2 separate regions of the Mus musculus genome follow, and region 2 is linked to region 1. A link is a loop called in an ENCODE intact Hi-C map of the cell type or tissue named here. Cell type or tissue: left cerebral cortex. All regions are shown on one strand.

What was found. Peaks named below come from ENCODE experiments on the same cell type or tissue, not always from the same donor. Only the 100,000 strongest peaks of a DNase experiment are listed, where the experiment ranks them.
Region 2: a loop joins it to region 1, with 2.4 times the contacts of the local background. A loop is called at or near these places in 2 of 42 quality-filtered maps.

The regions. Positions count from the first base shown.
Region 1 is chr19:22,549,659-22,554,658 of GRCm38, forward strand. All of the region lies in intron 1 of Trpm3 (transient receptor potential cation channel, subfamily M, member 3), which reads left to right. Among named protein-coding and RNA genes, the nearest start is that of Gm33649, 77 kb to the left of the region's middle. In left cerebral cortex, a CTCF peak has its summit at 2,715 (motif pointing right); DNase peaks (open chromatin) are centred at 2,718 and 4,180; H3K4me3 peaks cover 39 bases; H3K27ac peaks cover 365 bases.
Region 2 is chr19:22,461,729-22,466,728 of GRCm38, forward strand. The region is part of intron 1 of Trpm3 (transient receptor potential cation channel, subfamily M, member 3); the gene reads left to right. Among named protein-coding and RNA genes, the nearest start is that of Gm33649, 11 kb to the right of the region's middle. In left cerebral cortex, no CTCF peak of the experiment used is centred here; a DNase peak (open chromatin) is centred at 2,013.

The DNA.
Region 1 (5,000 bases):
AGAAATATTTATTTAGGGCATCTTTATACTAGATTTGTGTTTTCAGTTGACAAACTCAAGCTCTCCTAATAAAAATAGGCTAAGCAAAAAGCACTCAGGGGGCCAGAGTGGTTTAATTTAAACCATTAATTATTTTCAAAAGGATTTTTGTTATGAAGAGAAAGTGGAAGATGTAGTAACCATAACAAATGCAGCAGTATATATAAAATAATAGGATGGCATTGAGGCAAGACATCTCATTCATGTAAATAAACATAAGCGGATTAAGCCTAACTTACAAGAACAATTTTAAGATCAGGCTCATGATACAAAACCCAAATCAATGCTGCATGTGTGAAATACACGTAAAAATGTGTTCTGGATGCTAAAAATGAAGAAATGAAAGCAGGCATGATAATATATGTCTGTAACCCTCAGAACTCTGAAGGCAGGGGTAGGACTGCAGTTGTGAGGCCAACGGTTTATTATCAAACGACCCTCGGTTTGCTTCTCTCTCCTCTGTTGTTCAATCATAAGTTTTAGGATGTTGGAATCACATAGTGTTATTAATCTGTAGAATCCAGGACCTAAGAAATCCCTATGGGAAGAACCTAAGCCAAATGATAGAAGACAGAAAGGAATAGCCACAGAAGCAGGCATCCATGAACTAAAAATCAGAGGGGGGAAGAAAAGGGAGGGAGGGAGGGAGGGAGGGAGGGAGGGAGGGAGGGAGGGAGGGAGAGAAGAGAGAGAGAGAGAGAGAGAGAGAGAGAGAGAGAGAGAGAGAGAGAGAGCTTGTTCTTTAAATAAACCTTCTCATATAGGAAAAGTGTTACAAACAGTAACTGAAGGGGAGACCGTGTGTGAATATACAGGAAAGCTATGAATCCATAGAATAATAATAATAAAAAAAATGCCAGCAGGGAAAGTTCATAAAACAAAGGAAATTAAAAAACTATTTTGGGTCTTTTGTCCTACTCTGTGCTAATCAATTGAAAAAAAAATCTAACTGAAATAAGCAATTTCCTAAGTAAAGGCAATTCCTTGGCCTTAAGAGATAGAAAACTTCAGCAGACCAATTTGTATAAAGCACACTTAGTTATCAAAGCACAAAGTAAATTCTATCCAGACTCCCATGGCTTCATCACCTCACATACACTTAAATTATTTCATATTTACACAAATAAAAAAATAATAACTCTCAAAGCATCCTCCTGAAACAAGTATGAAATGAATGTCAATGTTACAAAGTTGCCACAGGATTGAAGGGGCAGCCTGCTCTCACACAAGATGGAGTAGACCTTAGGTAACATGTATGATGGAGGAAAATATATTTTAATATTTCAAAGATCTTATAATAACATCATATCACTAGTAAACTTGCCATAGTAATTTATCTAGGGAGAGAAATCATATTATCTCCATAGGGGAAACAAACCAAGCCAGTCTGCTCTATATAGCAAGTCTCAGAGCATCACCCAGGGCAATAGAGGACACACATACACACACACACACACACACACACACACACACACACACACACACACACAACCTTTATAACATTATTCATAGTAAAATTGTGGGGAAAGTCCAGTGCCCATCCACAGAAGATTGACTGCATAAATGTCACACAGTAAGGGACAAGGAACCCAAAGGGATGAAAAAAAAAAAAAGAGCAAACACCCTTAAGTGGGGGGAAAGATGGTTCAAGGGGTACAACATGTTAAAACTAAATCTGCCAAAATGAAACAAGTTAGACTGAAAAGTTTAAGAATTGGAGCTGATGGCTGGACAGCTGAGAAGTGGCCAGACACGGAAGTTAAGGGAGGCAGAAACAGCAAGCACAATGGGCTCACCTACATGGGCAGAGCCACTTCCAAACCAAGGGCCCTACCATATTTGATTGTGTACTGAATCAAACAACAAGAATGATTAGACATTTTTGGAAACCTCGACTGTGGACCGATATCACGTTTCTCCTCATGTGAGGTTAATGATGTGGTTGAGCTCGAAAGGGCTATGTTTCTAAAAGGTACATGCAAACAAAGTACTACGGTAGCTAAAGCTAAGACTCAGTAATTCCATACAACAAGGCGTAGCGGTTAAGTGGAGAGCTTTGGTTCAGTTATTTTGCAGATTTGAATTATTCAAATAAAAAGTTGGGAGACAGAGGGAATATCCAAGGAGGAGATGTTTATTATTCTTCAGGTCAGGGATTCACATTTTAATAATGATTTCTAAGAAGTGCATTAGTCATCATAACTGAATAAGCATGCATTACTCATCTGGTACACTATTTGTACAAGAAGGCAGAAGAATTTATCTAGTTCAGTTTCTAGAGAACAGAGATATAATGGAGGAAGAAAAAAATCACGGGAAAGCATGATTTCTGTTCTAAGTGAATTTTGGTGACGTCTGTATGGAATAATTTTGTTGTATATTCAAAAAGCTTTAGAGACCTCTCATTACAAAGACATGCCGCTCTTGTTAGATGCGTTTCTAGAGGCTGTTGTTTGATCTCAAGGTTCAAACCCTAAGACCAAGGTATCCAAGTTTAGTCAAGAGAAGTATATCTCTTGATGACGTTTCTGCATTGAATTCTTCTGTGTAGAAGTGAGATCAAAGAAATGCTGAAGAATGAGTTAATAACTAGATGCAGAAACTCAGTCTATGGGCTTCAGATCTCAGAGTGCTCAGTGCAGATCCTCCCCCTGTCTTAGCATATTAACCACAAGGGGGCGCCCAAGACTCGGTACCTGCTTGGTGCTGCACCTACACTGTTGTCTCTATTGCTTAGATTTATAGAAAACCATTCCAGTAGGCCCCCTGCTTATTCACGTACATCTTCCTCTGCTAGCAAAGCAGTGAAACCAAAACTAAAGTGACTGAATTCCAATGTGCTGTCACCACCACCCCCCCCCATGCAACACGTGTTTAAAACTCCCTCCTTTCCTAGAACGCAATTCAGCTGCCTGTTCACAAATAGTCTACCATCAGCGCCATCGTCCTGCCTTCCTTCTTCAGTTAGAAAGTTTATGTTTTTTGCTTCGACTCCCAAACGGTTTATTTTCCAAGGCTACATTATTTCTAAGGCAGGGTTGGGGGAATAAAGTGTTTTGGTTTTGACCATGACTGCATTGATTCTGGCCAGTGTCCTTACGAGTTATGTGTGGCTCCAAGACCTTTAGAAGTAAACTCAGGAACCAGATGTGATGGTAGAGGATAGAGAGGCAGAAAGACAGGGGTTGTATGTTTGAGAACAGTCTGGACTTCGCAGGCAGACCCTCCATCTCAGCATGTGTGAGCACTACAGCAGTTATTTATTTTAGGGTTGGTTTTCTGGTTTGGGTTTTGGGTTTGGTTTGGTTTGGTTTGGTTTGGTTTGGTTTGGTCTGGTCTGGTCTGGTCTGGTCTGGTCTGGTCTGGTTTGATCTGGCTTGGTTTGGTTTGGTTTTGGAGACAGAATCTCACAATGTAGCCTAGGCTGAATTCAAATCTGTGAACCTCCTGCTTCAGCCTCCCCAGTGCTTAGATAACAATCACCACTCCCACAATCTTTGCTAATACTTGTTTTGGTAACCTGGGTAGGAAGGACATTCATGTGAGAGTCCCGGGTTATGTCTCTTTCTTTACTTCTATTCTCTATTAGCTACCCAGCATTCCTACACTCAATCAGAAGGCACATGATTGCCGAATTGGTTATATACACAGCCCAGACGTTGTGCACAGCCCTACCTTCTGAGTAGGTCCTAGGGTTCCCAGTCCACATCACTTAGCCTAGCCCGGACTCTTGTCCTCAAGACTAGAGAACTCTGACAATGGCTTTGGATTCTAGAAGTACTTGTAAACAGAATCCACTCGGGCACCCTCCCACGTAACACCGTTTAAGCCTCTTCTACACCAACCCGACACCTGATACAATCAATGCAAAGCCGTTAGCTAGAATTGAGGAAATCTGACCCTTGATATTTGAAAATGACCCTGTTTGTATTCTGAATCCCTTGAAGTCTTTTCAATAAAGAAGGGTATTTGACTGTTCTCGAGCTGCCACTGCTTATAGAAGCAACTGCATCGTATTATCCGTTCCGTCTACAGACCTGCCAAGAACGATGGGTTGGAGGACAGAGCCACTTATTTGATTCTGAGAATATGTTTATTCTGTGAACACTAATGGAAAAAAAAATAGCAAAACTACCACATGTCACCTCTCAGACTGAGGTGACCCTGCTGACTAGAAAGCAGATGCGCATTGCGTTGCTGGCTTCTTGTAACAGCTACAAGCATCGAAACATCTTAATGAATTCAAAGTCTGGAGCTGTTCCCTGTCTGTCTGTCGGTGATTCTTATTTAAATAGCAAACCCTGTTTAATTGGCTCCAAAGGTAATCAGGCTAGACACATTTGGGGTGCTAACCGACAAAGGAGAGGCAAATAAATTACAAAGAAAAAATCTGAATTTCTCTAGATCCCAATAAAAGTAAGAAAAAATTTCATTCTGCTGTGTGTACATGCTTTAAAACGTATCTTTCACTCGAAACCATATGCTGGGGGAATTACTTTTATATCTGGGGATGAACCTGAACCCAACATTGGTATTTTCTTTCCAAATCTTAGTAGTCCTTCAAAATGGCTAACGAAAAAACAACAACAAACAAACAAACAAACAAACAAAAAGAATGACTAAACTGAGGTGGAATTCAACATTTCAGCCTGAATATTCAGCCCAGCCAAATCTTCAGGCTCTGAATTAATAAACTCATTCCGTCTGACTTGATTTTAGGGTCACATTGAGCCAAAACCAACTTCCGGGGCTTGGGAGCCTTGCTTTGAACAGAAGGCTGTTTGCTTGTTCCCAGTGGGAATACATTATGCTGAGTGATGGCTTCCTGTTTGTCCTGGAGGGGCCTCCCTGGCCTGAAAGAAGTCACAATTTGGGTCAGCTCTCTCTGCAGGGGCCATTCCTGACAGCTTTCTTGGGATAAATGAGATCTGAAACATCGGGCTTTCAGTATATGAAAAGGT
Region 2 (5,000 bases), 88 kb before region 1:
AAAAGCATGTTCTCAAAAGTATCATGGGCAAGACACAAAATTCTGGATCTTCCTTTGTTATAAATTAAATTGGTGAATTGAATTATTATTAAATTAATACCTCTAGTATTAGTATAGACTATAATTAGTATTCAGTAAATATAAATTATTTCCCTTTGAATCTAATAAAATAGAAATGGTACAATGCACAAACGAACAAAATCAATGATGTCTTTTGAGTAATTTGCAGTTGTGGAATCCATGTGCAGAGCTGTTTTTCACTTTTAGTCTCTGTGTATTTTGTTAGTGTTCCCAGAGAAACATATCCATATGATAAACACATATATGTAGATGCATGTCTACAGGTATATGTATGTGTTCTATAAGAGCACATATGCAAAAACAAGGAGAATGTCTCATTGTGAAATATTGCCTCCTTTGCTCTCAGAGGCTTGGCAAGTCTGAAACCTGCAGGATTTCAAGTCTCAGGAAGCCAGCCAGCTAGAGATTCAGGGGAGGTCAAGCTAGATTTGCTGTGGAGCCAAGAAGAGCTGATGCTGCAGAAGTCTGCAGAGAGAGTCTTCCTTGCTTAGAGGAGGTTGGCCCCTTTTAACATCTGGTCCCTGCCTTGACATTATGGAGCATAATATGTCCTAACCAAAGTCTTATGGTTTTAATGTAAGCCACATCTAAAAGCACTCTCATAGAAATATCTGGAATGTTTGACCAAATCCAAATACCTGGGTGCCATGGCCCAGACAGCCTGGCATATATCAGTCATCATATAGGTCTTTGTTAATTACTCATGCTAGATGCAAATGACAATTTTCTTCTAAACTCAACCTTTAGCATATCCAGTAGTAGAATGAAAGTGCATCCTACCCACAGAAGTTGTAGCCTTCTTTGTTCTGGGGCTCCACAGGCTTCCATTTCTGTACTTATCTCTATACTTTTCTTTGGAGCCTAACTTTTTCTCTTCCCCTACTCTCCCCTAACATTTGCCAGGGCACCACTTTCTAAGTGATCTTGAATTTTCATTCCCTACATCGAGCTTCTCTGTGACGCCTGTGGACTAATCTCACTGTGATCAATATTTCCAGCTGACTTGAAGTTTACCATTCTGAATTTGTATTTTTGAAAAAACAAAATGCACAGCAGCACATTCTTTATAAATCATGTGATAATAACTGAATGCAAATGAGATTTTGTGACATTTTAATTAATACAGAATTACCATGCAAGAAGTTGTTCTGCATACAATAGATTGTTAATATTTTAGTCAGCATTGACCTGTTTTCACTGGCATTATTCTGAAGGCCCAAAGTTCATACACATTTAATATTCAATGTGCATATTGGTTTTGTTTTTGTGTACTAAGTCACACATCAACATGAAAATATATGAAACTGGGTTTACTCCCTATTTGTTTTTTCTCTATTCATTTTTGTATTCTTTCCACAATGTTTATTCTACAATAATCACCTGTGTCATGTCACAAATTGTGCTATATTAGAAGTTGCAAGATGAAAACTGCTAATCCTTTGATCAAAAAGGGCTAATGATGGCAGTAGAGGTCAGAGAAGGACATTGGGGATATTTTTGTATTGGGAGTTAAGATGCACACACAAAGCACAGCGAAGAAAGGTAGCCAGGCTTTCTTTTTTTTTTTTTTTTTTCTTTTAAAGAAAGACAACATCTGATGGAAAATGGAGGAGTTTGGAAGAGTGGGTAAAAAGGAAACTGTTGGACAATAGAGTGCCATAAAAGAAAAACAAGAAATATCCAGGGACTTGGCCAGGGCAGGACAGGGACTTGCAAAAAGGGAGCAGACATTTGGAAAGGGTGAGGGCTGTGTAGCAGGGAGGGAGCCCCAGGAGGCTGGGGGTTGTTATTGAGGAGGGTATGAGGTGTTCATTAGCTGGGCTGTACAGCTCGTACTCACTCAGCAGACTGCCGAGTTTAGGCTGCTCAGTTGAAGTGCAACACTGCCACCTCCTCACCCTCTGCCTCAAAGCTTTGTAGATAGCACCACTTCCCCCAGCTGTGCCAATGCAGGGGCGAACCCAAATTCATTAGTCATTTAATGTGGGAACTGTTCAGCACCAGCAGGATGCTCTTGAGAGGGTTTTCACTGTGGGAGGGATGCTTTGCTGTTCTTTCTTTCTTCTCTTTTCCTTTTTTTTTTTTTCTCCATAATTTATATTTTTGTGCCCCTGGCAAACTCATTTTCCATATCCAAACAACTTTGCCAAACTGCTTCATGGAGAAGCATCTCATTGTATTTTATGCATTCTAAAGAGCTTTGTCCAGGATGATAATGGCCTTCAGAGAATTACAGTAAACAAATGTTGTGGCAAGAATACTTTTCTTTTGCTCTGGAAATCTCTGAAATATAAAGCAAAGGGAAGAATGGGCATGCTTAGTTTTAGTTACTTGGTCACACTAGCAAGGGAAGGGTGCTGACATATGGGTCTTTCCTCAACAAGTGGGCCTATTCCATAATTTGGGTCTTTCCTCAACAAGTGGGCCTATTCCATAATTTGGGGTTCTTGAGTTCTGAACTGATTCTCTGAGGTGGGCAACTTCCAACAGTCCATGAATGCATCCAACAAATAACCTAGTTGAGGTAATACTAGAACATCATAAGGAGACTTTCCTGACAAATTGTATAACTTACGTTGAGCATCATTAATGAATTTTTACCATAACCTCAATAATAGTTACAGTCACTGTGTGGCCATCCTTGCCAAAGCACATTAATTTGCAAATGGTGTCCTCTCCAGTTAAGATTGCCTTCATGATCAGTGCTGAAGGTTCAGGATAGCTAACCTTTATTGCTGGCTTGTAGAATCTTCCATCTCCCAGGGCCAGCTAAATCTTCTAAATAACAGTGGCTCGACCATGAGTAGCCTTTGCTATACAAAAGATACCTTACATCTGCCTGTCCTTGTCACCAGAAGGCATCACTCCTCTCTTTTACATACCAGGGCCTGGGATCAGGCAAGTAGGGCTCACCCCTGTAACACAGAGCCCAGTAGTAGTACACCAAGGAGCAAAGCCCAAATGATTAGCAGGCTCTGCCTCACTTCCCCAGGACGCTGAACAGAGCAGACCTAAACCTACTCCTTTGCTCCCGACCACTAGGTTTTTGATTGATTTTTGTTTTCAAGTGATCATGTGTCTCACAGGCACCTCCTCTAGAATTGCAGTCTAGCGAACTGTTTTCCTGAGCCGCTTCTGTGACTGTCCCAGGCCTTCGTATCCCAAGGATCTGCTACCCACAGCACTTCTATGTCAGATTTACTTTGGTTTTGTATTAAGTTGTATCCCGAGCTTTTGTCCTCGCCAGCAAGAACACACTCAGGACAACCGGAATCTTCTGCGGCAAAGCTTTTATTGCTTACTTATCAGGAGGGAAGACCCCAAACTGGGAAAATGGCGCTGCTTATATAGCCCGCAGCGTGACGTTTCAGCACCTGATGTGTCGTGACAGCTCCTGATTCGTTGCTCGCCCATCACCCCATTTCTATGCCGCGAGATGGGCAGTGACTAGGCGTGAGTTCACTCTTGCACTTGCGCATAAGGCTTGTTTACTAGTTAGGTGCAGTGGAAGCCAGTGCCATCTTATAATGGCGATTGCTCACAGCACGCACGCGATTGCTCGTGGCACGGCTCTCCACAAAGTTGAATCATACCAAGTGTATTTTGTATCTGGCTTCTTCCACTCAATGTATTTCTGACATTTAGTCACTTTGTTTTGTTTTATCATTCTCAATGGTGTGAGTATACCATATCTGAGGTCTGATATTTTTATAAATGGGCATTTGGGTTATTTCTCTTTATAGGTCCCATAATGGAAGTTGCTGTGGACATACCTGAGAACATACACACTCATTTGTCTTGGTATCTCTAGGGATGTAACTGTGATTATAGGGTATAAATGTTTGACAGGAGTAAAAACAACTGAAGGATTCTTCCACAACAATAATACTGTTTTACACTCTTATATGTGATTGCTGTACTTATATAATCATATGAGTGTATTTATCTATCTATCCTGTGCAGTCACATCTCTTGGTGCTTACAACTTGTAGCTCACTTATGGCTAATCTAGTGATCTTCATTCACATATTAATTTTGTAGCAACAGCTAGAAAACTTTATGGGTTTGGCCAAAGAAAGGAGAAGAAAGGAAGCAGTTATTGAATTATAGTGACTAAACACCAAGACTCATAATGGGCATCTTATTTAATCTCCAGTAATAAAGTTTTACTGTATCCGTTTTCAGATGGGGAATGTGAGTCTGGGAGAGGTTAAAATGATGTAGGGATAGTAAGAACATTAATTACTTGGCAATGTGGTCAGGAGAAGTGCAAGAGGACTTGGGAAGTTTTGAGAATAGCAGCTGTCACTTGAGAAGGTTATTTGTGTATTTTTGCTGTTCTGAAGGATGCTACAATTTAAAAAAAAAGGCTATTAGCTGTTTCTCTTAAGGAGAGCCTGAATTTCACACCAAGAAACGTTACAAAATGTTGTCTGCACCTGAGTGAGTAGGGTAGGCTTACCTATAAAGAGAAACCAAATGAGTCTGAATGTTCTTAGTAGGAAAAAACCACACACACACACACACACACACACTTTGTTGGAGGTAGGTTTTGGGGTTCACATTTCAAAAAGAGAGTGTGATAGTTAATCCTACCTGTCTGCTTGACAGATCTCGAATCACCTAGGAAACACACATCTAGAAACTGTTAGGGATGCTTTTAGGATGGTTTAAGTGAGATGAGAAGACCCATCCTAAATGTAGGCAAAACCATTACATGGACCAGGATCTTGGATGAATAGAAATGAGTATGGATGTAGAATACCAATATTCATCTACACTTCCTGAATGTGGGTACCATGTGACCTGCTGACTTCCCCACTATAGACTGTACTGTCAAATTGTGGGTCAAAATAAACCTTACTTGAAGTTCCATCCATGGGCATTTTGTTGCAGCAGTGAGAAAAGTAGCCCAGAAA